6 separate regions of the Mus musculus genome follow, and all the other regions are linked to region 3. Evidence: chromatin loops called from intact Hi-C (ENCODE). Cell type or tissue: heart. All regions are shown on one strand. Each heading gives the region's core, and the rest is flanking DNA. Links, peaks and the distances in the headings are about the cores only. Region 1 holds the start of Zscan2 (zinc finger and SCAN domain containing 2). Region 2 overlaps Slc28a1 (solute carrier family 28 (sodium-coupled nucleoside transporter), member 1). Region 3 holds the start of Zfp592 (zinc finger protein 592). Region 4 has its middle 5.3 kb from the start of Rps17. Region 5 holds the start of Wdr73 (WD repeat domain 73). Region 6 holds the start of Alpk3 (alpha-kinase 3).

The links. Peaks named below come from ENCODE experiments on the same cell type or tissue, not always from the same donor. Only the 100,000 strongest peaks of a DNase experiment are listed, where the experiment ranks them.
Region 1: it touches region 3 in a loop (2.5-fold over the local background); 3 of 42 quality-filtered maps call a loop at or near these places.
Region 2: it touches region 3 in a loop (3-fold over the local background); 3 of 42 quality-filtered maps call a loop at or near these places.
Region 4: a loop joins it to region 3, with 2.1 times the contacts of the local background. A loop is called at or near these places in 2 of 42 quality-filtered maps.
Region 5: a loop joins it to region 3, with 4 times the contacts of the local background. A loop is called at or near these places in 8 of 42 quality-filtered maps.
Region 6: a loop joins it to region 3, with 1.9 times the contacts of the local background. A loop is called at or near these places in 3 of 42 quality-filtered maps.

The regions. Positions count from the first base shown.
Region 1 is chr7:80,858,740-80,863,696 of GRCm38, forward strand. Zscan2 (zinc finger and SCAN domain containing 2) reads left to right here and starts at 2,192. Exons shown (of 3, transcript NM_001382511.1): 1 at 2,192-2,338; 2 at 4,426-4,932. The coding sequence starts at 4,530. In heart, for the core only: no CTCF peak of the experiment used is centred there; DNase peaks (open chromatin) are centred at 1,642 and 2,172; H3K4me3 peaks cover 2,146 bases; H3K27ac peaks cover 1,717 bases.
Region 2 is chr7:81,132,209-81,137,165 of GRCm38, forward strand. The region is part of intron 8 of Slc28a1 (solute carrier family 28 (sodium-coupled nucleoside transporter), member 1); the gene reads left to right. Among named protein-coding and RNA genes, the nearest start is that of Slc28a1, 20 kb to the left of the region's middle. In heart, for the core only: CTCF peaks have their summits at 759 and 2,763; DNase peaks (open chromatin) are centred at 863, 1,413, 1,903 and 2,543; H3K4me3 peaks cover 649 bases; H3K27ac peaks cover 2,586 bases.
Region 3 is chr7:80,991,258-80,996,214 of GRCm38, forward strand. It overlaps Zfp592 (zinc finger protein 592), which reads left to right and starts at 2,427. Exons shown (of 10, transcript NM_178707.4): 1 at 2,427-2,505. In heart, for the core only: CTCF peaks have their summits at 2,009 and 2,645; a DNase peak (open chromatin) is centred at 2,224; H3K4me3 peaks cover 4,000 bases; H3K27ac peaks cover 2,843 bases.
Region 4 is chr7:81,337,481-81,342,437 of GRCm38, forward strand. No RefSeq gene overlaps it. Among named protein-coding and RNA genes, the nearest start is that of Rps17, 5.3 kb to the right of the region's middle. In heart, for the core only: CTCF peaks have their summits at 2,441 (motif pointing left) and 4,320 (motif pointing left); no DNase peak of the experiment used is centred there.
Region 5 is chr7:80,896,924-80,901,880 of GRCm38, forward strand. It overlaps Wdr73 (WD repeat domain 73), which reads right to left and starts at 4,346. Exons shown (of 8, transcript NM_028026.2): 1 at 4,262-4,346; 2 at 3,721-3,788; 3 at 3,425-3,513; 4 at 1,580-1,668; 5 at 1,000-1,064. The coding sequence starts at 4,302. In heart, for the core only: no CTCF peak of the experiment used is centred there; no DNase peak of the experiment used is centred there; H3K4me3 peaks cover 1,119 bases; H3K27ac peaks cover 862 bases.
Region 6 is chr7:81,054,739-81,059,695 of GRCm38, forward strand. It overlaps Alpk3 (alpha-kinase 3), which reads left to right and starts at 2,862. Exons shown (of 14, transcript NM_054085.2): 1 at 2,862-3,034. The coding sequence starts at 2,892. In heart, for the core only: no CTCF peak of the experiment used is centred there; DNase peaks (open chromatin) are centred at 2,873, 3,493, 3,900 and 4,216; H3K4me3 peaks cover 2,053 bases; H3K27ac peaks cover 3,182 bases.

The DNA of each region.
Region 1 (4,957 bases), core at 644-4,643, 130 kb before region 3:
TGATGCCCTCTTCTGGTGTGTCTGAAGACAGCTATAATGTACTTATAAATAAAATATATAAGTCTTTTCTTAAAAAATTAAAAAATAAAATGAACCTTAAAAAAAAAACCAAAACCCAGATGTGGGGCTGAAGAGATGGCTTGGTGGTTAAGAGCATTGGCTGCTCTTTCAGAGGACCCTGGTACAACCTCCCGCACCCACATGGTAGTTCACAACTTTTATAACTCCAGTCAGGAGATCCTACACCCTCAAACCAGTGCACATAAAATAAAATAAAATAAAATAAAATAAAATAAAATAAAAAATTTAAAGCCAAATATCATTTTAAGTCAGAAGAAATGAATTTATTTTGCTGTGTGTATGTTTGTGTGTGTGTGTGCGCGCGTGCGCGCGCGTGCGAGCCAGAGTTACAGGGAGTTGTAAGGCACCCATACGGGTGCTGGGATCTGAACTCGGATCCTTTGAATGAGCAGGAAGTGCTATTTACCAGTAAACTATCTCTCCAACATTCAAATTCTTTCATTTGATAGACTACGAGAAAGCAAACGACAAAATGAGAAAACAACAGTTCCTGGGTCAGCGAGATGGCTCAGTGGGTAAAGGTGCATTTTATCGTAGACCACGGAGGATATTGTTTATCACTTCTCCCTTAGATTTCCTACCTGAGTGTCCAGGTAGTTACTCTCTTGTTTTTATTTAGTATGGATCCCATGGAACCAGGCCCACAAACTGTTGTGAGCTGTAATGTAGGTGTTGGGGTCTTCTGCAAGAGCAGCAAGTGCTCTTAACTCTTACGCGCGCTCAACTGGCCAGGAAGAACGACGCTGCAACAGGATCCTTCTGCACACGTTTATTGGGAGAGCTTGATTGTAGAGGCGAAAAGACCCTGAGCCCAGAACTGGTGCTGCTTACATAGGCCTAGGAGAGGTGTGTCTCACATCTGATTGGTTAACTTGTCTTGGCAAAAGAACCTTCACTGCCTATGTATGTGTAGTGGCCAGCAGTAGCCAACTGCCACTCTGCAACTGCCACTCTGCAACTGCCACTCTGCAACGGCTTCCCACACTTAACCACTGAACCATCTCTCCAGCCCCCAAGTCAAGGGTTTTAACTAGAGCGAGTAAGGGAGTAAAAGTTTGTATGCTCTTTGGGAAGAGAGCAATCCGTACAGAGTAGGAATGGCTGTGTCGGGGACAGAAGTGGGTTTAGATTTATCCTTTATCTGTTATCCTCTCCCTGTCCCTCCATTAAGGCGGGCACTAAAACAAAGTGGCACACTTTTCTTGGAAGCTCATTTCACCCAGTCTTGGGGCTTAAGTGCCCTCAAAGCTGAAAAGTTCACTTGGTGAAGGGGTAGCAGGCACTCCATGCATACTCTTATCTAGAGATACCCTGAAGCCAGTTGAAGCTGAGCCAACTAGTAGACCACTACCATCTATTGCTGTTCTTTACATCCTGTTTTGGGGACCTTGAGATGACCCATCTGGAAGGACCACTATTGTCCTTTGTGTCCTGTTTTAGGGTGCCTGGGTGGTCATTCCCTCCCAGAGCTAACCTCTTGCCTAACTGTAGGGCAGGTTCCAAGGAGCCGACTATAGACTAGGACTTACAAAGCAGAAAGAGCGGGGCGGGGCTTTCGTGAAGACGCAAGAATACCACGTGTGAAAACAAAGGGGAGTGCAACCCCGGAGTGCAAATGCCTGTGCGTAGCTGCAAATTTCCAGGAGAGGTGCGAACTTGGGCCAAGAGGAACTTTGATTGCGCAGATTTCTTCTCTGCTTAGAGTCAGCTTTTGGCTCTCGAGGGCTCATTTGCCACTCAATTCTCAGCTGAAAAAGACTGATACATTCACCCAGCTTTCATTTTTTATAGATAAATACACGCGAGCTTTAGAGAATTGGCACTATCTGTCTCAGGTGAAAGCTTTGGGCAGTACTAGAAGACAGACAGCTAGTCCTGGGTCGTCCTCTGCCTCTGATCCGGAGGCATTACTTACGGCTATCAAACCCTCTGTTCGCTCAGGTACAAACCACCCCCCCCCCCGTCTCTGGGTAAACTACATTTCCCGCAATGCATCGGGTGGAACTTCCCTCCCAACGCCCATCTGGACGCAGTTTTCACCAATAGTGGAGCAGAATTTCAGGAACTGTTGTGGACAGCCAATGAGAGTGGCCATGGGCGGGCCTCTCCCGTCCATTGTTCTCTGTGCCCCTTGGGCTTGAGCTGAGGTGAATCCAGAGGGGCCGGGCCGGGCCGGGCCAGACCGTGGGGTGCTTTTGCGCTCAGAGAGATAGCGGGAACAGGACCTGGTCCCTGGAGAGGCGAGCGGGAGAGGCAGGTCAGGAGCCGCGCGCCCCGCGGGGAACAGCCAGAGAGACAGCGAGTAACGGGCCTGGAGCCAGCTCAGGGCAGTTTGGGGGAGGGGCGTCGGTGTCCGCGCCCGACGGGCTGGACGCGCAGCTCTGCGTCCTGGTTCTTCGGAGCCCTCGAGGCTCCGCTCACACCAGAGCGCTGGGTACGCGCAGCCTAGGAACGCAGGCTTTACACTGGGAAGGGATGCTCGACGACATCCCACCGAGCCGCCTCCTTGACCAGGTGGGGAAACTGAGGTTCTGAGGGGGCGTGTCGGAGCCAGGCTTAGCTAATAAGCTGTCTAGGTTCAGTGTTCCCGGGATGTCCAGGAAGAATTACGATGTATTTGTGTTTCACGTAGTCATTTTGGACAAATTGACATTGGGAGCTTCAGTTTTCTTTCTGTTGTTGCTGTTCTGTTTTAACTTTTGCTATTTTCATGGGGGAGGGCATGTTATCTGATTCTATGGTGTAATGATTTTTTAAAAATAAATATTCATTGCTTTCATAATACTTAAATAGTTTTTAATTCCACTGCTTTGAATATTTTGTAGAGCTACTACTCAGATCTAGGTGTGTGTCCCCCACACCCCCACCCCCCGCAATGATCCCCATGTGTGTTCATTTAAAAAGGAATTGGGCAGGCAGTAATCTCAGCACTCAGGAAGCAGGACAGGCAGGTCAGGAGTTCGAGGCCAGCGTGGGCTACATAATGAGATCTTGCTTCAGAAGCAAAAAAATAAACAGAAATGTCTGTACTGAACATGTAGGAGCGTTCTCGTTATTATTCCCAAACAGTACAGCATACCAACTGTTTACATATTATTTACACTTAAGTATATGTTGTCTAGAGATGATTGAAGGTATTTGGTACACCATTTTATATAGGGGCCTTGAGGAGTCCTGGATTCTGGGATCTGGGAGATTATCTGAGGGCAACCTCCTTTGAAATATAGCACTAATGACTTGTAGTGAAGCTGGGGGCACCTTGACATGCGATCCATTAGTAATCACTATGATGTTCCATATGATAAGGATGAGTGTTATCTATTCATTAAGTGGTCACTGAGGTTGAATGACTAACCTCTTTGTTAGGTCACAGTCTCTGAAGGGAGTCTGAACTGACTTAGGGTAGGATATGTCAGTTCTGTTTCTCTCAGCCCAGATCACTGCATCCCACTACTCTTCCTTTGGTCTTCTGAAAAGAGCAATGCTGTGTATGTGTGTGGTAGTTATTATTATTATTATTATTATTATTATTATTATTATTATTATTGGGTTGCTATATCCCCTTGTTGTCTTTAAATATCTACTAGGTGTTTCTACCCCACTTCAGACCATATTGTTCCCAGATAAAAGACACAGAAACCTGTAGATTCATAATAAGCTTAAAAGCATTAAAGTTGGGCTATTTTGTCTACCTCCCAAGGTATCACTTGCCATGCTCTGCCTGGGCCGCTTCTACTCCATCAGGCCAGCCCCTATAGCCATGGGCTCATGAACTACCTCCCCCATGGCCACTTCCTTCTTTCTTTTTCTCTCTTCATGGTCTCTACCTCAGATCCCAAGCCTGGGAACCTTTGCTCCACCCCCTGCCTTCTGCCCAGTCATCTCTATTGGCTGGGATAAGTTGGGGGGTGGGGCAAGGTTTACAGAGCATCATTTGGTGTATATGAGACCTTCTAGTTGCGTGCAACCAGATCTTGGGGGCCAGTATTTAGCATTTGAATAGTGATATCAGACCAATGTTGTGTGTGTGTGATATTTCTTCTTTTTTGGGGGGGGGGTGGGTGTTTCAAGACAGGGTTTCTCTGTATAGCCCTGGCTGTCCTGGAACTCACTTTGTAGACCAGGCTGGCCTTGAACTCAGAAATCCGCCTGCCTCTGCCTCCCGAGTGCTGGGATTAAAGGTGTGCGCCACCACGATGGGCTGTCATATTCCTTTTGCCATAGAGAGTCACTGCTTTTAGAAGTAAGGCAACAAGCCTCTGTTGGTTTTAAATATGCGGAGGCTGCTATGAGATGGCTGTAGCAGTTTCCTTAGTGATTCTGGTTCTCTGCCTTGTTTCTCAGCAGTGTTTCTTGTTGAGATTGGAGGAAAGACGGCCTTCTCAGAGAGCCTGACTGGAGACAGGTGTTAGGCTTGAAGCCTTCGTGACCATCCAGGAAGTTGGACAATGGCAGCCGAAGTGCCAGCAGTGAGCACTCCCCTCAGCCCTTTGGTTCAGGTACCTCAAGAAGAAGATGAACAGGCAGAGGTCACCACTATGATCCTGGAGGATGACGCGTGGGTGCAGGAAGCAGTGCTGCAGGAGGATGGCCCTGAGTCTGAGCCCTTTCCCCAGAGTGCTGGAAAAGGCAGCCCCCAGGAGGAGGACGCAGCCGAGGGACCCCAGGGTGCTCTTGTCCGATTTCGGGAGCTCTGTCGGCGCTGGCTGAGGCCAGAGGTGCACACTAAGGAGCAGATGCTAACTGTGCTGCCAAGAGAAATTCAGGCCTGGCTGCAAGAACATCGGCCTGAGAGCAGTGAGGAGGCAGTGGCCCTGGTGGAAGACCTGACCCAGACTTTTCGGCACAGTGGTAAGACAGAACCACAGAGGGAGAG
Region 2 (4,957 bases), core at 629-4,628, 140 kb after region 3:
GAGCTCTTGGTCTGATGTGAAGCCGGGGCCATGGGAATGAATCACTGATTGAATGGAAGCAACCTTAGAAATGTATCCTTTAGCCAGGCAGTGGTGGTGATGGAAACCTTTGATCCTAGAGATCAATAGGGAAGCAGGGGCAGGAAGATCTCAGTGTGTAAGTCAACGCAGCCTTTACAAGACACACACATACACACTCAAACACACACACACACACACACCACACATACTACACATACCACATACACATACCACACACACTACACACACTGTACATACACACACTGCACACACACAATATACACACACACCACACACACCACACACACCACACTACTTACACACCACATACACATATACCACATATACACACCATATACAGTACACACCACATACACCACACATACCATATACACACACACCACATACACAGACTGCACACACACACACCATACAAAACACACACACACACACACACTACATACATACCACACACACACTACACACACACTATATACTGCCCCCCCACACACACACACATACACACACCACATCACAAACACTTTTCTTTCAGTCTTGAGACTTGCCCTTAAGGTAGGGTGACCCTGTTGGGTATTGACTTGAACTCAAGGCTCTTCCATGCCTCTCAGACTCTGGTCTGAGTCTCTGGCCAGTGTCCACACTGGGAAGCCTTCCCTGAGCTCCTGCAGATTTTAGACCTAGGCTGTCTCCTGCTGGGACCTAGTCCAAATGATCTTCCCTCCAGGAAGTAGAATCACCCTGGGACATTTTTAGTCCTCTGCTTCTTTTTGGCCCAGAGCTCTGCACAGTCCATGTAGTGTCCTCCCCCTCCTGGCTATATCTGGTTGATTAGTCACCCTCCCACCCCTGTCCCACCCCTGCTTTGGCTCCATCTCCCTTCTAGTAACTTTCCACCCGACCCCTCAGTCCCCCCTCCTTACAGCCCAGCTCCTGCTTTCTTGCTGGGTCTGGCTGACCCAGGGTCACACTCCCTCTGCCTCTCACAATGGCGGGCTCCAGCCTCTGGCACAGGCCCCACCTGCTCAGCTAAGCAGTGTTCAACTGCTCCTCCTGAGGAGCCCCAGAGGTAAAAACAAACAAGCAAACAAACAAACAAACCAAAACCCCTTTTTATCTCCTGAGAGATTGGGGGTACCTGCCTAAGGCAGACCTTAATCCCCTCAGGTAAACAGTCCTCTTTTCAGAGATGGGGTGGGAAGAGAGCAGAGACAGGGGCAAGGCTGAAAGGAAGGACTTGGGGTGGCGGAGGAAGGAGAGCCAGCTTGCATGGGTTTGATTTCCAGGCAGGATGAAGTTGTTCCAAGGGTGTGGCACAGTGGAGACTCTGGAGCCGTGGTCCTCAGAGTGTGGGATGCTCTTATTAAAAACTATAGCCATACTGGCTCACAAACAACAGGAGTCCACTCCTTAGCGCTCTAGCAGCTGGAAGGGACAGCAGAGAGCCCCCAGGGTCATGTTCTGATCAGGAATCCCTCTTCCTGGTCACGGTCAACTCCTCTCCCATCCTCACGTGCTCGAAGACAGAGGGAGCACTTTGGGGCCTCTTGCATAAGGGGAACTGACCCCATTCATGAGGGCTTCACCTCCTGATGGCTCGTCTGAGCCTGTCACCCGGGCTTTGGTTTTATCACATCAATCTGGACAATTCCGCCTATAGCAGGGACACACACAGCCCTGAATGCAGAGAATCAAGCTTTCTCCAGAGCAGATGCCTCAGCCATCTGAGTGGTCTCTGCCCATTCTCAACTGTGTGACCTTGGATGGGTGGCCTGCACCTCAGAGCCTCAGTGTACCCCATTGCTTAAGGGGAGATAGTGATAGCCACCTCAGTTGCTTTGAGGATCAGTGAGCCAGCACATAGCAATGAGTATCTGACACACAGTAGGACTTCCTTCCAGGCACATAGTAGGAGTTAAGAGTCCTTCCTCAGTAGCACTGCCCTGAGTTACACACACTGCTTGTGTACCACCCCAGGCTCTCCAGAGGTGGTTCCTGGGCTGTGAGATCATACTTGCCACGGGGACATTATAACATAACGTACCTTAGAAAATTGGAGCCTGCCTGCCTTCCCCCTTCCCTCTATCCCTCCCCTCCTGCCCCCTCCTTTCCTCTCCCTTCTTTTCTTCTCATTTTCCTTTGTGCTTTTTTTCCTTATCTTCGTGGTGCTGCAGCTCCTGCGCCACACATGCTAGGCAGATGCTTTACCACTGAGCCATCTAGAGACCCCCTTGCTTCCCTTTCCTCCGTCACCATTCACTCCTTCTCCCCAAATGAAGCTTCCCTCTCACCAACAGCCTCCGCCTACAGTTAGAACACACTTTCCGATGCCCACTCTGCCATCCTGGACATGTCCTCCTAGCTCCAGCCTGGGGCTGTAGCCAGCCAGTTGCCCTGGAGTCCCTCACAGAGTCAACCGCGTCAGCTGAGTAGACTCACATCTGGCTTCTGGGAGAGCAGAATGACGTCACCCCCGGAGCTGTGAGCAGCTCCAGCTCCAAGCCTTAGCAAGGAGGGGTTAGAAGGCAGGAACGGAGTTTCTGAATGCAGTATCTATGCTCCCTGTCATGTGATGTCCCCAGCAGCAGGCAAGCCACAGCAATAGGTGGGAAGTGGAGCAAGTCTAGAGAGGCCTGTGGTGTTGGTGGGAAGAGGGAGGGGAAGGTCCACCGCTCTTTTCTTTCTCGTCCCCACAGCTGGGCTGTGGGAGCAGATCTTTGCTGCCACCTAGGACCATCTACTTGTTCTGAGAGATTGTGCAAGACGCTCCCTTTTCAAAATACAATAACCAGCTCCTGCCCTTCGGCCCTCCCTGCCAGCCTGGCCTCCCAGAAGTGCTGCCTGTTGGTACCATCTCTGGGTCTCTTGCTCCCTCTCAGTGTTACTTGGCTTCTGGTTTGTGTCCACATCCTCCCTCTGACACTGTTTTTACCTGGCCAGGCCTGCCCTGAGTGCCATAGTCTCTGTCTGTCTCAAGACTTGTCTTGCCAAAGTGCTGAGGCTCCCGAATATGATTGGCTGTGCCTGCATGGCCTCTGTCCTTCTCCTTTTAGCCGCTCTAACTGGTGTCCTGGGTCTCCTAGACACTATGCTCCTCTCTCTTTAGCCATGCAGGCTGCAGGGTCCTGCTCTGCACACTTCAGCGGGTTTCTGTGAGTGCTGTTTATTCTGTTGCTTCAACTGGACCTCATCACCGTTTTTTTTTCTTTTACTTTTAATTAATTAATTTTCTAGGTATGCGTTGGGGAGGTGTGTTGTGTGTGACACGATGTATACGTGGACGTCAGAGGACAATTTGTGGGAGCTGCTTCTGTCCTACCCTGTGGGGTTCTCCAGGGTAGATCTTGGGTCATCAGGCTTGGTAGCAAGCCGTTACCTGCTGAGCTATCTTGAAAGTCTCAACTGCATTTCTCATGAACCAGCTTCCAAATGCAGTCCCCACCCAGAGTTCCCTCTCAGCCCTAGACCCTTTTACCCAATGGGCAAATTAAGAAAAGGAAGGAAGGAAAAGAAAGAGAAAGAAAGAAAAAGAAAGAAAGAAGGAAGGAAGGAAGGAAGGAAGGAAGGAAGGAAGGAAGGAAGGAAGGAAGGAAGGAAGGAAAGAAAGAAAGAAAGAAAGAAAGAAAGAAAGAAAGAAAGAAAAAAAGAAAGGGAAAGGAAAGGAAAGGAAAGGAAAGGAAAGGAAAGGAAAGGAAAGGAAAGGAAAGGAAAGGAAAGGAAAACCAAATTCCTCACAGCTCTGGCATACAGGGGTGTAAGTGTTTGGGAGTAGTGCCTTCTTTGCTGTTTTAAAGGATGTATTCAGCATGTGTGTGCCTGCATATGTGTGAGAGTGCAGGCACACACATGCCACAGTATCAGTGCTGAAGTCAGAAAACAATGAGTTGGCTCCACCTTCTACCATGTGGGTCCCAGGGGTGAAACTCAGGTGGCCAGGTTGGCATCAAGCATCCTTATTGGCTGAGCCAACTAGCTAACTCCCTTTTGTGATGTTTTGTTTTTTTGAGTTTTTTTCTCTTTTCTTTTCTTTTCTTTTCTTTTCTTTTCTTTCCTTTCCTTTCCTTTCCTTTCCTTTCCTTTCCTTTCCTTTCCTTTCCTTTCCTTTCCTTTTCCTTCCTTCCTTCCTTCCTTCCTTCCTTCCTTCCTTTCTTCCTTCCTTTCTTTCTTTCTTTCTTTTTCCCCCCAAGACAGGGTTTCTCTGTCCTGGCTGTCTTGGAACTCACTCTGTAGACCAGGCTGGCCTCGAACTCAGAAATCCACCTGTCTCTGCCTCCTTAGTGCTGGGATTAAAGGCATGCACCACCACTGCCTGGCTCATGATATTTTAATATTTCAGCTTGCTTTTTTTTTTTTTCTTTGTTTTTCTAGACGGGATTTCTCTGTCCTGAAACTCACTATGCAGTTCAGGCTGGCCTCAAACACACAGAGATCTCCCTGCCTCTGCCTCCTGAGTACTGGGATTAAAGGCGTGCACCACCACCATCTGGCCCAACTTCCTCACTTTTAAAAAGTAATATTTTTTTTTTAATTTTATGTATATACGTACACTGTAGCTGTCTTCAGACATACCAGAAGAGGGCATTGAATGTGGTTGTAAGCCACCATGCGGTTGTCGGGAATTGAACTCAGGACCTCTGCTCTGGAAGAGCAGTCAGTGTTCTTAGCAGCTGAGCCATCTCTCCAACCCATCTTTCCCACTTTTTAGTGACAGAGAATTCCCATAGTCTTAGCAACTCTGCCACACATTTGAACTATTGAAAAGAAACACACAGGCAGGACAAACACTCCAATGGGAAGAAGAACCCAAGAGGCAAATGTCCCTCACGCCCTGGCCCTCAGTCACTCACGTTCAGATGCCTGCTGTCACTGGTCACTTGCACGCCCTTCGAATGATGTCCCTGGTCCATACAAACTTCCT
Region 3 (4,957 bases), core at 679-4,678:
AGCAGGCTGCTTGATGTGAGTGCTGGGAATCAAACTCAGGTCCTCTGCAAGAGCAGCCTACACTCTTAACCACTGAGCCAGCTCTCCAGCCCCTCACCATGGTTTAATGGCTACAAATAAACTAATTTAACACGTTTTAATTTGGGGCATTTTGTTCACAGGTGTAGCACATTATTTGGGCGGAGGAGGGATAAACGGAGTGATAACCAGGGAATGGAGACAAATTTTCTGAAAAGGAAAGGGCTTTTTGTTGTTTTGTTTCTTTCAACAAGAGGTTTAGGGATAGTGCTGGTACAATGGCTTAGTGCACAAGGACTCTTGCTGCCAAGCCTTATGACCCAAGTTCAATCTCTGGGACTCACATGGCAGAAGCAGAACACTGACTCCTGAGTCTGACCGCCACTCACACACAGGAATGCACACAAAACAAACAAGTTGGGACTACAGACATTTAGGGGGGGAAAGTACCTCAGAAACTTCTACAGATATCAGATTTGCTGAGTATGCCATTTTCTCTATTAAGTGGTACAGGTTTTGTTCTTGTGTTTTGGGGAGGCGGCGGTGGGACAAGGTCTCCTGTAGCTCAAGCTGGTCTCAAGGTGGATATATACATAAAACCAAGATGAGCGTTAAAATCCTGATTATCCCACCTTCAGGAGTAGAATGCCGAGATTACAGGGATTCATGCCACCATAGTATGGGGTTTTGAACCAACTGTAGCCAGAGATTAAAGACAGAGAATTTAGCTGTTTATGGATACCATCTAGGATTATCCTGGTAGCTCATCTGTGGAAAATTGCATGCCTCCCTAACTTACAATAAATAAAAAGTCCTGCCAGGCATAGTGGTGCATACCTTCTATCCCAGCGCCACAAAGCAGAGGTAGTGGGTCTCTGGAGTTGGAAGGTAATTTGGTCTACAGAGCAAGTCCTAGGACAGCCAGAGCTACACATAGAGAAAACCTGCCTCAAATAAACAAGATCCTTTCTTTCTTGGCTTTTAAGGCGGTCTTTCAATGTGTAACCCCAGCTGCTCTTGAACTCAAAATCATCTTGCCTCATTCTCCCAAGAGCTGGGATTACACACATGCACTACCGCACGGGACAAATATTTCTATCTTTATTCATCTTTCGAATCTTGTTGGACAACACGCCTTTTCCTTGGACTTCCTCTTCCCCATTTCCCATCTTTCTGGGATATAAACTATAAATGACTCTGTCTTTGGCTCCTTGAGCTCTCGCTCTCTCTCAAACTGGAACAAATGAAACAAACCTTTCTTTTTACTCCTTCTTAAGATGGAGGCTAGTTTTCCCTTCCTCTCCCTGCCAAACTTCTGGAAAGAATAATTTCTCGTAACTGCCTTCACTCCTTCATCACTACCGCACTCCTCATGCAGGTGTTGGGTTCTGTCGGGTCCTGGCACACAGCAGACTCAGCTGAATGTCAGCTCTGGCCCTTTTGCCAAGTGTGGGCTTTTTCCTGGTTTCTTCGGGAGGAATTTGCTCATGCTTAGCAATCCTGCCTGGCACCAGAACTGGCCTGCCAGTTCCCACCGTCCGACCCTGCTGCCTTACTATCGCGTCCCCAAGGGACTCCAGGTTCTTGGAAAGTCCTGCGGGTCAACTTGGTAATTTTTTTGTCGGCCGCCTCTCCGAGTTCTTGCCCTGGAGTCACAGCCTCCCTGGTGAGCCTGCGAATTGCCAGTCCACCCTGAGAGGTTATCAGCTCCCTCCACCCCAACCCCTCCACCTCCATTCCACTCTCCGAGCGTCCCTTGGCTCCCCCAGAGGTAACACGTCTGAGCGCCCCGCGCCCGCAAGCATGTCCTTCCATCCTGCGACGAGTAGCCATTTAAGGCGCACCTGAGTGCCCAGGCCCACTGCCCTCCTGCTTCCTTTCACTTAGCAGTGCTGCCTAGGCCCGACTCGCCCAGCTCTCCGCGAAGACGACTTCTTCCGAGCTCTTGAGGCGCTCGGCGTCCGGTCGGCCCATAGCCGCGAAGGTACAACGCGTCCCTCCGGCAGGCGGCCTGGGCCGCACCGAGGCCTCAGAGGCGCGTCCGAGCTTCCCGGGCCCAGGTGGCCGGGAGAGGCCGCGCCAAGGGCGGCGGGAGCCAGCCCAGGTCGGAGTCCCGGTCCTGCCTGCGCCGTCCTCGCCCCGCCCCTCCCCGGAGTCAGCGTAGCCAGGGTCGCACCAGCCTGAGGCGGGAGGGAGGCGGAAGGCGCGGGGCCGGGCCAGGCCAGGCCGGGCCGGGCCGGGCCGGGGCAGCTCTATAGCCGCACCGCCCTGGCCGGTGCCCAGGCCCGAGTCGCCTTCCGCCCGCCCTTCCCACCCGCGGCCTCAGCCAGGTCCCGCCGCCAGCCCGGCTCCCGCCCCCGCTCCGCCCCCGGAGCCGCAGCCCCGCCCGCCACCGCCGTCGCCATGTTGTGGCTCCCGCAGCCGGCGCTGGGGACGCGCGCGGCCGAGCCCGGGGCCTGTCGCTGCCGCCGCCGCCGCCGCCGCCAGGTAAGCGCCCCCCGCCGCCTGGACGGGGCGAGGCCACCATCCGGGCCGCTCCAGCTCGGGCAGGGGAGTCTGAGAGGAGCGGGCTCTGCCCGCGCCGCGGCCCGGCCCTGCAGCCTGGTGGACCCTGCCCGCCGCCCCAGGCGGCAGCCACTTCCCCCGATCGCCGCCAGGCGGGCCCTGGCCACCACCCTACCCCGCCCCCGGCCCGGACCCCTTCCGCCGCCGCCGCCCGCCGATCGGGGCGGCCCGGGCACTCCGCTGTCGTCCCGCGCGCGACAGGCGGCCGCCCGCCGAGCCCCCGGCCCAGGCAGGGATAACGGTGCACTTCACCAGGCTGGGACGCCCTGTCAGCTCCACGGTCCCCGCCGCGCGAGGACCTGGCGCCGTCACTGGGCAGACACTTAGAACATCGGCCCTCCTCGGCGCCCCTCAGTCTCCCCCTCAGCCTCGCCCAAGTTCTGACCCCGGGGGTTCCTTCTCCCGGGGCAGACAAGTCTTCCTCCTCCAGAGTTGGGGTGCTTAGGGGGGGGTGACCAGGCCTGTTGATCAGGCTTGAACTGATTTCTCTGCGGGGTCTCTTCCTGCCAACCGAGGGGCTAGTGGGGAAAGGCTCCGTGTGACCCGGGGAGGGGGAGGACAGGAGAGCGTCTGCTGGACAGATGGCCTCCTGGCCTTGAAGCAGCTTTTGTGAGGGGGAGGGGTCCGTATGACCTTAGGTATGCCTGCTCTTGAGAACCTAAGATTATTGGAGGTGGTCAGGTATTTTTTTTTTTTTTTAACTATTTTTACGAGCAGACCAGAGGTGACATTAAAAGTCCAGGGTTGAAACAACCTACAGGCCCACCCAGGGAGCATGCTTTGTAGCCAGGACAAGCCTAGATAGTTTCTGCTTTAGGAGAGTGGGATTCGGGTGGGTAAAATGGGTTTGGACCAGGGTTTGCCCGTGGCCTGTGCTCGTGTAGGAGCTAGAGTGTGATTGTGTCAGGTGTACACCGGCTGAGCACACAATGTGCTTGGCCTGATGGGTGCTGAGTGGGACTTCAGAAGTCTATTTGCTAAACTGACAGGTACATTACAGTGGGAAAGAGAAAGGAGCCTGGTGCTTTTTTTTTTTTTTTTTTTTTTTTGGACCATTTCTACAGCTCCACTGAAGATGGCTTTGGTTCATTACCCCTCCCCCCATCTCCACTTTTAACCAGGTTGGCCACCAAGCTCCGGTCTTAAACCTCCCCCGTAGTTGGGACTTCAGGCAACCATGCCTAACTGAAAACATTTTTTTTTCTGAGTATTTGTAGTATGCGCCATGACAGAACTAGGTTTTGGAGATACTGTGTCAACCAGAAAGATACCTCCACTTTAGTGTGGGAGATCTTGACCTAGAGACAAAGTCCAGAAATAAGAAAATATTTGTCAACAAATACATGTTTTCCATGTGGCGAGCAATGAAAACTAACTGTCCTTGTACAGCTTTCCTTCTAACATGTGGGAAGACAGTAAGGACAGGGTCTAGTAAACACGGAGTGTGTTACAAAGAACCAGATACTAACAGGGAAGAGGAAAAGAAAGAGAGTTGAATCTGAGGCAAAGGGAGGTGGCAGTTTTTTGTTTTATTCTTTGTATATACAGTTTAACTATGTCTTCCTGACTGGCCTATCTAGATCTTCCTGCCTCAGCCTCTTGAATGCTGGGATAACCATCACTCTTAGGCTCAGTGAGGATTTAGTTAATATTACAATGGCAGAGGCCCTAAGAAGGGCTCTATGTGTGAGCCAGCTCTCTCTCTCTCTCTCTCTCTCTCTCTCTCTCTCTGTGTGTGTGTGTGTGTGTGTGTGTGCTGCAGGTTGGTGGTTTGTTTTTGCAGTGGGGGAAATCAGTCCAGCCTTAGTAAGAGTCTTGCTAAGCACAGACTCTGCCTCTCCTCTGAGTCCTAGCCCCAGAGTAGTTTTTAGAACAATACTCTGAAGGAAATGGCAACATCAAATTTATAAACTCTGATGAGTTCAAGGGGGAAAAAGATGAGGAAAGAGAATAATTTGAATTGGGGGCTCAGGGAAGCCTTCCCTGAAGAAGCACCATATGACCCAAAGAAGGCTTAAGCGTTAACCATGTGGGGAGCAGCACTCAGTTTGGCAACTTGGAGGAAGTGAAAGAGGTTCGTGAGGCTAGAGGAAGAAAGAGAGGGGAGAGGGGAGATAAAGGTCTGTGGAGAGCTGGGCCTGTCTGATCACCCAGGCCTGTGGTGTAGGGGGGACATTTTCCCTCTTTAGTTTGAATTGTAGCTTAGGGTAATTAGGAGTATTTGCATTTTATAAGGCCCCTGGCCCCAGCTCTGTTCTGACTTAGATAAGGCAAGGATTTCTTCTCTGTTTAACAGCTCAAGTATAGGGGACATCCTGTCCTCTGTAAGGTCTTTACAGCTTTTAGGAAGGGAAAATGAGGTAGCATTTCTGAG
Region 4 (4,957 bases), core at 496-4,495, 350 kb after region 3:
ATGGCTCAGTGGTTAAGAGCACTGACTGCTCTTCTGAATGTCCTGAGTTCAATTCCCAGCAACCACATGGTGGCTCACAACCATCTCTAATGAGATCTGACGCCCTCTTATGGAGTGTCTGAAGACAGCTACAGTGTACTTAAATATAATAAATAAATAAATCTTTTAAAATGTTAAAAAAAAAAAGAAAGAAAAGAAAAAGGAAAGGAAAGAAAAGCACTTGCAAATGTATAATTCTAAAGTTGGGACTCCCGACCCACGGGTCTGGGCCTGCCTGTAATCCCAGCAAGAAGCAGGGCAAGCCGCTAGCCCAATCGCCTACAGCAGCTCCAGATTCAAGGAGAAACCTTGTCTCAATAGACAGTGCTGAGAGCAATGGAGGAAGGCTCCTAACTTCAACCTCAAGTCAGTGCACCCCACACACACAAGAGTATCCACACACCAGTGCACCCACACACACGCGTATCCACACACCAGTGCACCCACACACACGCATATCCACACGCCAGTGCACCCCACACACACATGCGTATCCACACGCCAGTGCACCAACACACACGAGTATCCACACGCTAGTGCACCCTTACTGTCCTGGAACTCACTCTGTAGACCAGGCTGGCCTCAAACTCAGAAATCCACCTGCCTCTGCCTCCCGAGTGCTGGGATTAAAGGCGCGCGCCACCACTGTCTGGCTAGCCTTAAATTTCTGACCCTCCTTCCTCTCCCTCTCCAGTGTTGAGAATTGTTTTGTTTTTCTAGAGATGGAGTCGACTCGATATCTAGCCCTGGCAGGCCTGGAATTGTGTGTGAGTCAGCTGGCCGGAGGCGTCCGGGTTAATGTGCATGTGTCAGAAGTCAGTGCTGCTGTGCGGGTCATGCGGTGCCTCCTGCATGCTGGGTTATGCGGTGCCTCCCTGCATGCTAGGTGAGCACTCTGAACTAAGGCCCAGCCACAGAGCCTTTTGGTTGTCTGGTTTTTGTTTTGTCTTTTAAACTCCACCTCACAAGGGCTGGGGTCCCAGGCTTGTACCACCATACCCATCTTTTGAACCTGATTCAAGTTCACTGCCTAGAGGCAGGGTGGGACCTTCAACAGGGAAAAGCTTTAGAAAACGAGTTTTCCTTCCCGGTGGTTTTATGAGGAGTATTGGAAACATTGCTTTTAACATACATTTCCTCCAATACCATAAATCCACAGGATTATACAGACTTAGAGTAGTCAGGATTATGTAAGGATTAACCTTGCTACATTGTGCCAGTTACAGGAAGAGAACAGAAACTGCCGTGTACTGTTGGTCTTGCTGAGAGTGAGCTAGACCTTCTCAGCTCAGACTCACACCTGTTTCTTCTAGGAGTCCTCCAAGACTCCCTATCCTGGGCAGGCTGGCCCCTGGCCCTGTAATGTGGACTAAGGAGGGCAAACAGCTAAGGGTGATGAAAACACTGCCCCTGGAGTACAGCAACCGCGCCAGTTCATCCCCGCCTGGGGGAAACACTGGCCTACCTGCCACGGGTTCTCTCTCTCTCCTTCCCTCCCTCCCCCCCACCCCCACTCTCAGTTGGACACTCCAGCTGGCTGCCTTAATGAAGCTTTTAAGCTCCTGGCTTGCGGATGTCATTTCCCACTGCTTGCTATTTGTCCTTCTCCTTTTGCTTGCTTAATAAACTTAAAGCGCAGCTACCCCAGATCATTCTCTGGATAAAACAGACTCTAAGGTGGCCCTGGGACACAACCACACTGTACTTGTAGAGAGACATCAGATCACATTGAACAAAGACCCAAGCTACATCTAATGTTGACAGTCCCCGACTGGCCCTACAAAGCTACCGCTGTTCTCCACTGTCTGTTTCTTACAGTTCTTGAGGAAAATAATTCCAGACAGAAACAAGAATTTTAAACTGTTTAAAAGAGGCTTGTGAGGTGGGTATGGTGGCACATGCCTTTCATTACGTCACTGGAAGGCAGACCTCTGTGAGTTCAAGGCCAGCCTGGCCTACAGTGAGTTCCAGGACAGCCAGGATGGACTACATAGTAAGACCCTGTCTCGACAAACCACAAAAAGAGGCTTATGTTAATATCACTTGTTATATGACAATTAATTACAATATCAAGTACACTCATTAAGAAAATAACTCGGGTAGCCGGGCGGTGGTGGCACACGCCTTTAATCCCAGCACTTGGGAGGCAGAGGCAGGCGGATTTCTGAGTTCGAGGCCAGCCTGGTCTACAAAGTGAGTTCCAGGACAGCCAGGGCTACACAGAGAAACCCTGTCTCAAAAAAAACAAAAAAAGAAAATAACTCTAGAAGGCTAGAAGCTCAGCGGTTAGTAGTGGCTGCTCTTGCAGAAAACCTAGTAAGTTAGGTTCCTGAATGCACATGGCAGCTGAAAACCACCTGCGATGCCAGTTCCAGAGGACTTGCTGCCCTCTTCTGGCTCCTGCAGGCACTGCACCTACACTTGTGCAGCCAACACACACACACCTCATGCAAATATCCATCCAAGGCAGCGCTTGTGTTGAAAGTACAATGGCAGGCCCTCTAGCTTTAACCATCTACAGTTCTTTTTCTATTTGTTCCCGGCTAAGTGGTCAAAGTCCATGTCTTAAGAGTTACTATTGTGGGGAGGGACAGGTTTATTTGGCTTAGACTTCTGTAACACTGTTTATCATCAAAGGAAGTCAGGCCAGAAATTCAAGCAGGGCAGGAGTTGATACAGACACCATGGACGGTTGCTGCTTACTGGCTTGCTAAGTCTGCTTTCTCAGAGAACCCAGGACCACCAGCTCAGGGGTGGTACCACCCACAATGGACTGGGCCCCCTCTACTAATCACTAATAAAGATAATATCCTACAGGCTTGCCTCCAGCCAGATCTCATGATGGCATTTTCTCAATTGAGGCTCCTTTCTGGTTACTCTAGCTCAGTGGTTTTCAACCTATGGGTTGTGACCCCTTGATTGAAACAACCTTTTCATAGAGGCCATATATCAGAAATTTATATTGTAGCAACAGTAGCAAAATTAGTTATGAAGTAGCAATGAATAAGTTTACGGCTGAGGGTCACCACAGCACGAGGAACTGTAGTAAAGGGTGGCATCTTTAGGAAGGTTGAGAACCACTGCTCTAGCTTGTCAAGTTGACTTAAAACTAGCCTGCACAATCCACCATTGTCTCTAATGCCAAATAGACTGCACACAGGAATAAAATAGAAATAAGCCAGGTGTGGTGGTTCAGCTAGAGGCAGGCAAAGGCAAAGGCAAAGGCAGGCAGGGTTACCCGGTGAGACCATTAACACAGCCACAGAAGGAATAAGTAAGTGTACTGGTATATCTGAGGAGCTTACTTACCATGTGAGGCTAATTGAGGCAAATCATGATAGTGGTCCAACTGTTGTTAAGAGGGCCTGGACTCTGGGATTTGTTGAAAATTATAAAATGTTGAAAAAAATCAAAATATACTGTGTTCATAGATTGGCAAAAGAAGTGTGCTGGCAAGTTCTATGTCATCTAGACACAAACTAGAGTCATCTGAGAGAAGGGAGCCTCAATAGAGAAAAAGTCCCTGATGATGGTGGCACAGACCTACCTTCAATACCAGCACTTGGGAGGCAGAGGTAGGCAGATTGGAGTTTGAGGCTAGCCTGGTCTACAGAGATAGTTCCAGAACAGCCAGGACTATACAGAAAAACCCTGTCTCAAAAATTGAGAGAAACATGAGAACACGTGAGTAAGCACACCTATCATGGCTTCCTTCAGTGATTAAGATGTAGAAGTGTAAGCCAAATAAACCCCTTCTCAACTTGGTTTTGGTCACTGCTTCATCACAGCAACAAATCACAACTAAGATGGCCAACTTTGCCCTAACAGCCCCCTCATAACAGACTCATTCCAGCAGTAGCAGAAGCAGCCCCTGAAGCCCCAGATCTCAACATGGTTGCATAGGGGGTTAAGTTTCCAACATTGGAGACATAGTGGACTTCACATAGAAGACATAGCTTCATGATGTTCACTCCAACAATACTGCTAAGAACACAGTATTTCTTTTTTGAGGTCTACTATCTTCTAGGCTCCAACTCGGTCTTTCACCAAACTCAGAACCCCAGGGCTCCTCAACAGTCCATCTCTTCAATTCTGGATTACAAGTGCACACAGCCAAACCTGGGCTCCACGTGTGAGCTAGTGGCCCCAGCTTGGGTCTTTATGCTCAAGCACACCACCCATCGAGTAGCTGCCCAGCCCTTTCATTATTGGGGGTTGGGGCAGTTTTGAGAATCTCTAGCCCTGGATGTCAGATCCAACTGTTTGTCTCCCCCTAGTGCTGAAATTAAACATACCCAACAAAAGCCACTCTTAGCTCACAGGCAGCCAGCCCACCATGACAAGTGATTTGTTTTTAAACTTAATTGAGCATTTAATACGAAATGTGTGATAGAAATGTAAGATAGAATAAAAGATACAGGGCTTTCTTGATTACAAGTTTTATGCTAGCAAAGCTCATCTAGACTCAGTTTACAGTAGAGCCAGTTGTCAAGGGTCATGGATTCTATAGGGACCCTGCATCAACATATGTTCTCACCCCAGCACTGCTAACACAATTGTTTCTGGGGACACTCTGGAGTCTCTAAAGTAGACACTGCCATCTAGTTTATGCCAAGAGTGTTACCCTTACAAAGCACCCAGGAGCCAGCACCCCCATGCAAACCTTGAGCTCAGCATAGTGGCAAACCTGCTGAACACCTGCGGAGGCAACTCCCCCATGCTTGCTGAGTTTTCCTTACAGCTGCTCATCTGAGGGCAAAATCCCTTCTTATATGTTCTAGTAAAGGGAGTTATCAACAGATGCTATATGGGAGAAACAAAATATGTTCATGAGGTAGCCTAGCCTCAAATACTCAGAACTAATTACAAAGGCAAGTTTTCAATTCTAGGACTCAGAGTAAACATTAAAAACCTATCA
Region 5 (4,957 bases), core at 273-4,272, 95 kb before region 3:
GACAAATTATCTTTAAAAGTCATTGAGCTGTGCCAAAATCACTTGATAGGTAAAGCATACACCATTAAAACAGCAGCAATAAGCTAGTGGTAGTGGTGGGGAATGCCTTTACTCTCACCCAGCCTTTAATAGGGAGGCAGAGGCAGGCAAATCTCTGAGGCCAGCCTGGTATACAGAGTGAGTTCCAGGACAGCCAGGGCTACACAGAGAAACCTTGCCTTGAAACATCAAAACACAGCATCAACAACGAAAAACACCCAGGAGCAACAACAAAAACCGACCCCATGTACAGGTAAGCAACAAAAGGAACTGAGAACGACCACGCAGGCAAGTGGTGAGGGCACATGAGAAAGCGCTGTGCAGCAGCCAAGCCTGGGAGAAGTAACAACCACCCACCGTGCTGACACTGACAGTGGGAGGCAGTGGGAGGCAGTGTGAGGAGGCAGCAGGCCACTTCCTGCTGGGAGATGTCTCTCGCTGGAGGAGGGATGGGATGAATGGCTGCATCAAGCCAGGGAGATACATGCTCTGGTGTCTGGACAGAATCAACACCTCCTGCTCCTTCTCTGTGTCCCTTGGGAAGCAGTGTGATCTCTGGGCAAGAAACTGCCAGTGAGCGTCTTGCTCACTTGTGACTTGCCTTCTCTAGAACTAGCACACTGTAAAGGAAGGGACCGCTACGCCACCTCCTCCAAGAGCTGAGTGCCCCAGTGGCTCTAGCTCAGCCCGTCCTCTGCCCACGTCCAGCAGGGAGGTCCTGGCTCTCTAGGTGCTCTGCCAGCAGCTGGGGTGGTAAACTCAACTCCTGGAGGAAGTTCAAGGAGGCCCTAGTAGGCCTGTCTGCTACACTATGGATGCTAACTCATCTTGGTTGCATGTAGTAGACAGAAACTGTGCTGTCCCCTGGCTTAAGTGCTTTTTTCCTGGCTCTGCTAAGAGACAGGAGTGTGTGAGTCACTTTCCTAAAACCTCACCTTCCACCCCGTGAACTTTACTCACCGTTGTCCTCTCTGACTTGCCACATTTGTATGTAACACCCTGGAAGTCCACTGGTCACCAGCAACCTGTTCCAGAGAGACGGGGAATCTTAAGAGCAGACATGGAAGCTTGCCCTCCCTACAGCAGCCTTTCCTCTCTAGCCCACTTGGGAGCCCTGGGACCAGCTGCCCTCGTCCAACACATGAGCAGGCTCATCCTGCTTTAGGGACAGGATCACAACTCAAGAAAGCCACAGACTTAGCCCAGGCTGCCACAGGTCATGATGGTCACCTAGAAAGGTCACAAGTAGGAAGCCTGAACACAGAACCCCGACTAAAACCTGAACTTCTGTGGCGTCTGTCAGCTTTCAGACAAGCTTCAGAGGGCTTTTCCAGTCTGCATTTGGCCCCTGGAGCAACTGCACGGACTTGTAGGCTCTACTAGTCAAAATGTCTGCTAAGCTAACAATTTCTTCAGATGCCCCAGGTACACCCACCTATGTCTGTATCCTGAGAAGTGGGCATGCTGATAAAGACAGATGCTGCAGAGCATTTCCTGTCATCCCCAGAGAATGAAAGTCTGGGACACAGACTGGCCATACCTGGTATCTGGCACATGCTTTAGGTCAAAGACAGATCTGTCTGAAAATCCTCCATGGCGTACTTTGAAGTCCCTCTCTGGGTGTAAACCCTAAAAATCGGAGGGGTGGGGCAATCAGACTTTTCATTTTTGGCTTATCTAGGCAGGGTCTCTGTATAGCCCTGGCTGTCCTGGAACTTGCTCTGTAGACCAGGTCGGCCTCAAAATAGAGTGCTGAGATTGGGGGTGGAGAGATGGCTCAGCGGTTAAGAGCACTGACTGCTCTTCTGAAGGTCCTGAGTTCAAATTCCAGCACCCATATGGCGACTCACAACCGACGGTAATGAGATCTGATGGCCTCTTCTTCTGGAGTGTCTGAAGACAGCTACAGTGTACTTACATATAATAAATAAATAAATCTTTTTTAAAAAAAGGCGTTGGGATTAAGGGTGTGCATGCACCACCACGCCCTGCTCAGCACCTGCTTTCCAGATGAGCACTAGGGAAGGAGGCATCAAAGTCACTCGGCTGGACCTCGGCAGGGCTCATCTACTCGTGTAAATATCTACGTACGTGGTCAGCTTCTTTTTTCCCTCCTGCCTATCCCCAAGCCTTTTTCTAGTCTGTCCTAGCCCTTGGATTATGGGGCAAAAACAGTTTACACCTTCCTAGAGGAAGACACAGAAGACAAACAGCTTAACCCAAGAATGCAAAGATTACTACCACCAACCCACTCACCCTCCCACTACAAGCAAGGTGGGTCTTTCTAGCAATAAAGACAAAACAACCATGTAACAAGTGTTCACTCTATTAAGAACATCTGTTTTCTTTCTTTTTTTTTTCTTTCTTTTTTTTGGTTTTTTGAGACAGGGTTTCTCTGTAGCCTTGGCTATCCTGGAACTCACTCTCTAGACCAGGCTGGCCTCGAACTCAGAAATCCGCCTGCCTCTGCCTCCCAAGTGCTGGGATTAAAGGCGTGCGCCACCACTGCCTGGCACATCTGTCTGTCTGTCTTCCTTCCTCTCTCTCTCTTTCTTCTTTTTTTTTTTTTTATTTTTTTTGAGACAAGTTCTGTGTAACCCTGGCTGGCTAGGAGCAGCCACTAGCTACACTCACACATTCTCTCCCCCTATTTCAAAGACTATTCTTTCTCCGCATCATTTAAATGTGCTCCCCAAGGCTCTGCCCTGCCGCCTCAGATCCTGCTCCCTCATCCCAGGCGACCTTACTCATCCACATGGCTCCCTCATCTCTTGTCTGTGAGGGACTAAGATGCTCTGTGAGCACTGCACCACTGACTACTTCTCAAGGCTCTACATTTTTAAAATTTATTTTATGTATGCGGATGTTTTGCCTGCCTGCAAATGCTGGATGCCCTGGAAAGGAGTTACAGCAAGTTGTGAACTGCAATGTGGGTGCCAGGAGTCAAACGCAGATCCTCTGGAAGCGCAGAGTGCTCTGAGCCCCCGAACCATCTCTCCAGCCCACGTCTATTTCTGATAAAGTAAGACTGCTCTTTGCCTGTAGCAGCTCTCCTGCGACCACCTGCTTGTCCTTGGCATTCATCCCCATGCACAGGGGCCTTGTTCTAGACTTTGGTTTTGTTTTTCTTTTTTTTTGAGACAGGGTTTCTCTGTGTAACCTTGGATGTCCTGGAACTCGTTCTGTAGACCAAGCTGGCCCCAAACTCACAGAGATTCACCTGCCTCTGCCTCCCAAGTGCCTGGATTAAAGGTTTGCACACGCCGCCGCCCGCCCCCCCCCCCTCCTTCTGTGGCAGCCCCAGGTACTTGTCAGGCAGAGTAACAGGCACTCCAGAAATGCATAATAAATTGACACAGATAATCAGCTTCTCTATTTAAGTTACCTGGTTTTCCTGTACAGAGAGCCTGAGAGGTAGTATCAAATGAAGAATCTCATTTTTTTTCAAACTTTCATAACCAGCAACAAAGACTCCTGAAATAAAACAGTAACTATGACAAAGAGTTAGAAATATCGTGGATCGTGGCTGGATTTATAAATTCTCCCAATACCTTCCCCATTCTCTGAGTAGCCTTGTGTCAGGGGATGGAAGTTGAATGGGTCTCCCTAGCGGCTCAGACTTTAAAATTCAGCCCATGAGGCAGAAACGCATCTCGTTTAGTAGCAGGCAAGATATATTACCTTTTTCACCAATCCACTCAAGGACTCGAGTGGCTCCTGAGAGGTCAAATGCATGGAAGTCTTGGTACCTGCAGGATAGGGTTACAAAAATCACGCGACGCACAGCTAACCAAGAACTGGGAGATCGCTGAAGGACTGGTGGAACCAGGCTCTGGAGTTAGGTAAACATGGGGCTGAATCTTTTCTTCTGCATTTTCCTCCCTGGTGTATGAGACCGGGCTGGCCATAAGGAACCAAGCCTTGGTTCCTCACCTGCGGAACTCCCATAAAGTTGATTTCCCCAAGTTGAGGTGAACAATCAGGAGAAACCTGTGTTCAAGTTAACCTAGAATCCGGCCCAGGGTAACCGGCCATGTGTGCCTTATCAGCCCTCACATGCGCGGATCTGGTCACATTACTTGCTTACAAAGGACCCAGAGTCCCAGAGCTAGAGGCCGGGGGTCAGGACCTCCATCGGTCCGTGCCTGGGCACTGCCCACGAGCCCACAACCGCACGCGCCCTCTCCCATTGCCCATCAGACCCGCCCACGGGCCAATTTACAATCGCAAAGACTCCACGAGCCAGTCCTCAGCGAGCTCCATAGCAACTGTGGCTTCCGTCGCTCCACTTCCGCCAGCCAGACTTCCTGGGCAGGCGCGCGCTCTCGCGAGGAGAGGGCGTGGTCTTCCGCTGGCTGGGGCGGAAGCGCTCAGCGCTGCGCGAAGCCCTGTTGATGTTTCTTCTGTTCTGTGTGCAGAGTCCGGGTGAAAACGACGCAAAAAAACCAGATCCATCGATGTCAGCTACAAGCAGGATCGGAGACATCAAATATACCCCTAATGTATATTTAGGATCAAGAATGTGCAGCCAAAGAGCTGTCAGTGTCCCAAAGCAGGTACAATACAGACTTAATTGGCACTTCAAGTGAACAGTTAATTTAAGTTTGCGTGTATTGTCCGTAAAGGATACTTAAGGACTTTTTTATTTTTTAAAATGAAAGGAATCTTGTTTAACTGGGGATGTAGCTCAGCTGCTAGAGTGCTTGCCCGGCATGCACGGAGTTAGCTTTTCAGTACCCCGTAAAAATAGACAAAAAACCCAGCGCGGTGGCGCATGACTGATCAGAAGTTTTAGGTCATCATCTGCTGCATAGAGAGTTCGAGGCCAGTCTACTGTTACACAGGACACGATCAACAAAGTATCTGACATTCCAACTTAATTTTTATTCGATAACTTTGGCAACATGTATGGAGGACC
Region 6 (4,957 bases), core at 423-4,422, 63 kb after region 3:
CCAGGAAAGCTGGTGCCCTCCTCTGCCTCCATGGGCACTGCATGTACATGATACACAGGCATGAAATTCATGCAGGCAAAATACCCATACACACACACACACATACATACACATATGCACAAATTTACCCTCCTTGTATTCTGAATGAACAACCATAAGCTCAAGGATCATAAGTCAAAGGCCTATTCCCCTTTACTGAGAAAATACAAGGGCCCAAGGTCACACAACTGCTCTGGGAATTTGAGTGAGTCTCTGGACTGCTAAGCTCGTCCACACTGGACAACACTTTACATCCTCTCTCTTCTGTTGCTGGGCTGTAAACCTGAGAGCAAAGACATTCCCTGTCTCTCCATCCCTGAGTTCTTTGACACCCCATCTTTAGCTTTACCCCATCATCAGGGACTTAGGTAAAAAGCCTGTTTAGATCGTCAGATGACAGAAGGTGGGAAAACTCTAGACAAAAAGGAAAGGGAGCATGAAGAAAATGAATTTTAACCAAACCAACCAACCAAACCAACCAACCAACCAAACCAACCAAACCAACCAACCAACCAAACCAACCAACCAACCAACCAACCAACCCAACCAACCAACCAAACAACCAAACAACCAAACAACCCACCAAACAACCAAACAAACCAAACAACCAACCAACCAAACCAACCAAACCAACCAACCAAACCAACCAACCAACCAACCAACCAACCAACCAACCAAACCAACCAACCAACCAACCAAACAAACAAACAAACAAACCAAACAAACAAACAGGGCCTTTTTTGCCTTTCTGGGCTGCAGAGTTGGCTCAGTGGTTAAAAACTGACTGTTGTTCAAGAGGACCTGGGTTCCATCCCCAGCACCTACATGGTGGCTAATAACCATCTATAACCCCACTTCCAGGGTATGCAATGTCCCCTCTGGCTTTCATGGGTGCTGCATTCACACAGTACACAGACATATAGACTGCTGTGTGTATACACCGATATACATAAAATAATTCTCTCCCAAATTTTAAAGATTTTGCTTTTTCCATGGAGAGGACTTTAGAAGTTTAGAAAATATAGAGAAACAGGGACCCATGTTGAAACAGTTTAGACTAGTCCCACGGTGTGCTAAATAAATTAGCCCTTTAGGCCCTGACCCCTGTCCAGTGACTGGCTCTCTGCCTCTCCGTCTCCTTTACACTTGAGTGGCTGCATGTCTCCTGTGTTTATGCACACGCCTTCCTCCATCTGGAATAGTGCTTCCCCCATGGTCTACTTGGTGAGCACCTATTTCTAAAATCACATTTAAGCTCTATCTCCTTCCTAACCGAAACTCACCACTCGGTTTCTTTATGCTTTTATGCCCCTCTCTCTAGTTCTGCCCTTGCGTGTTGCCCCTTGCAGTGTCTTACGTATTAGTCTATCTAGTTATTTTGTAAGCCTCTTTGAGGCCTGAGATCATGTGACCCCAGTTGGTAAATATTTAAAAGCTGGTACTGAAGCTAGAGGGATCTTAAGGCATGCATCTTCAGAAGACTCAAGAACAAAGATGAATGGGGGCGTGTGCTCACAACACAACTCCTCCACCCGAGGCTCAGGGATCATTGTTGAAGAGAAAGGGGGAAGACTGTAGAAACAAGAAGTTTCGGTAACAGTGTATCTCCTAGAAATGTCAGAAATTATATACATGAAGTCTCACCAACACCTAGACATGCTGCCTAAACATGACCTGATGAGGGATGATACAAGTAACCGTGCTGTCATGGAACAGGGAAAGTTCACAGGGCCTCAAACCTAAACAAATAACTATAGGCAATTAAGGAATGCTGAGAGCCAGAGAAACAGTCTTCCCCAAGGGGAAGCAGACCAACTGGTTATCCAGTACCAAACGGTCAGCCTGAAGATATACACACACGTAACATTATACAGACTGGGCAGGTTGTGTGTGTGTGTGTGTGTGGTGTAACAACAATTAAAGAAATATTTGTAACAAGAATTAAAGAAAAAGAGGCCATGAAATTGAAATAGAGTGAGCAGGAGAGCAAAGGAGAGCTTAGAGGCAGGAAAGAAAAGAAAATATAGGGAATGCATTTTTTTTTTAAAGAGTGTTTTGGTAAGTCAGGAATGAAGGCACACACCTGTAGTCTCAGCAATTGCCTTGAAGCCAGGACTGAGAGAGAGAATAAACAAATATTTCGGTGAAGACCTTTGATTGGCCCAGGTTAGGTCTGTGGTCAGGGACAGATAAACCCACTGTGGTCACTCCCAAAAACTAAGCGCCAGGTTTAAGCTGTGCTTAGCAGCTTGCTCTGGGAACGGTGAAGGATAGAATCGTTTTTCTAAGCATTAGGACTTGGCCCATTTTCTGACCTTAGGAAATGGAGCCTGAAGGGATGGAAGAGGTTGGATTATTCTAGAAGCCTTTGATGAACCACTAATCTATGCTAGATACTGCTAAGGGTTTGGGGGAGACACACAATGTATACCCAGGAATCTTGGGCTCCTTTGGATAGAGGGAGGTCACTGATAGAGGTGACAGAGTATGTCTTAAGTAGTGGCCCACAGACCACTGGCTGGTGGCTGTCAGTGTGGCCCCTTTCAGGATCTATCTTAAGCTCTCCTCCCCTAGGAACTCTTCTCTACCCTCGTTCTACTTGTTTCTCTAAAAACTGAAAGAAAGCCAGAAGAAAGTTGTGAGGAGGCTGGGGTTCTAAGGACCCTTTCTTTCTGTCTCTGGGTCGGCATTCACGGAGTTTCTCTGCAGGCCTCCCTGGCTCCCGGGTTAGGCTGAGTAGCTGCCTAAACCGGGGGAGGGACAGCAGCAGGTGACAGCAGCCCCGGGTTATAAATAGGGGCGCGCGTCAGAGTCGGGCAGGAGCCGGGGCTGGAGGCAGGGGCTGCGGTGCCATGGGGTCGCGGAGGGCCGCGGGCCGGGGCTGGGGCCTGGGTGGTCGAGCAGGAGCTGGTGGAGATAGCGAGGACGACGGGCCGGTGTGGACGCCCGGCCCAGCCAGTCGCAGCTACTTGCTTAGCGTGCGGCCAGAGGCTAGGTGAGTCGCCCAGGGCCCTGGGTTGCCCCAGGCTGCTCTGTCCTTTGGGTGGTGGCCGGGTGTGGCCAGGCTCTCAAAAGCACTCTGAAATCTGGAGGCCTGGGTAAAACCGGGGCCCTCAAACTTTCTCAACCCTAAGGCCCTGAGGACCCTCTTGGTACCCTTTTGGTCCCTTGAGGGCCCCAGGGTTTCAAATGTGTGGCCCAAGAGGGGAAAGGCCATAGTTTGGAGTGATTTTACAGGGGCCCTTTCCTTATCTCCCTCGCCCACACCAAGCTAACCCCAGGGCTGAATTCCACAGTTAGTGATAAGGGGATCCAGAGTGGCTGAAATTCCTCAGGCTTCAAAGGAGGGGACTGCTGGTTGATGGGTGTGGGGGGAGCCATTAGAGGCTGTTTAGCTTAGAGTCCGAGATCGGCCTTGTGATAACTGAAGTTCCTCCCCTGGGCCTAGGGCTTTGGCCTTCCTGCACTGTGTTGTGTCTGGTTGAGAGGAAGGTGCCAGGAGGTGGCTGTTTGTTGGCCTTGTCTGGGGATCTAGGGAGGATCTGTGGCTTGAAGCTCAGAAGGAGTCAATTGCCCTGCCCAGTGGGACCCAGTAGGGGTTGAACTGGCACAGGAGGGGTGGGACTGGTGAACCCTTTATTGGCCTTGCAGAAAGAGACATTGGAAGGCTTTGTTTTAGGAGCTAGGTTATCCCTAGTTGCAAAGGATACACAGACACTAGGCAAGCCTTGCAAAAGACACTCTAAGAACAAGATGCAGACACCCAAGAACAAGTGCATCGCCCTGGAGACACGGAGACAGGAACTTCCTGCCCCTTGTGGGCAGCTCAGCTTCCCTCTGCTCCTGAGCCCATTTTCCAAAAGGAAATGTAACAGGGTGGGCCTTGGAGTAGGCTGTTACTTCTTAGCACCAAAATTTAGCTTGCGTAACTTGCTTCTCTGAGACACTATTTACAGACTTCTGCTCTCCGCTCAGAGAGAGAGAGAGAGAGAGAGAGAGAGAGAATAAATACATACAGGCTCGAAGGACAGTCAGGAAAAGAAGCCCTGGGCACTTCCTGGATCGTCAGAGTCCTATTGACCTTGGAGTTGGAAAAGTTCAAATGTAACCGGAACCTGTTTCTGCATAAAACTCGGCAAATGGTGTCACGTGTTTGGGGTAGGACTGAGGGCCGGTACTGTGACTAAGTCAAACTCACCCAGGCTCCTGGGTTGCTGGGGGTTGTGGTAGGGCACCATTTCCCCAGTTGTTGGCTCTGTGGAATGCTGCAAGGAAATGTGGACATTTATTGTGCTCCTTAGTGAAGCAGCCTGCCCTGTGAGAGCCTCGTGCTTCTCACTTGTCACTGTGACTTATCGCTTATCTCACTAGGCTAAGTGATTTATCTGGGTATCACTTCTTTCTGCATCTGGCCTTTGTCAATAGCAGTGAACAAAGAGAAGAAAAGGAAGCAGGATTCTTCTTGGAGATGTTGCAGTGGAGGAAGGGAAGAAAGGATGCTTTGAAAGCCAGGCAGAGGGGAGTGAGTTCGGAGCTGTTAGGAACAAGGCTGGAGGCTTGGACCTGGGGATGTTTCCTGGATGAGCTTGTGTTAGACATTTTTATAGTGTATCAGCCAGAGGGCGGGAAGTGAGAAAAGTTTGTCTGGCTTGAGTCCTTGGACCTTAGTGGGGATGCTGTAAGACGACTATTCTTGTTGGGTATCCGAAGGCTCCGGGTAGGAGCAGTGGGAAAGGATTTTCTAGCCCTGGACTTGGGACAGTTTCCCCTGTACTCTTCCACCCCCTGCCAACTGGCTACAGACCCAAACGGGTCCTGACCAGAGCAGCCAGGTTTGCTTGGCTTCTGGAAGAGCCTATGGCCAAAAAGGGATTGTGAAGTGGGCTGAGCTCAGGCTGGGGGAGGGACAGTTCCCAGC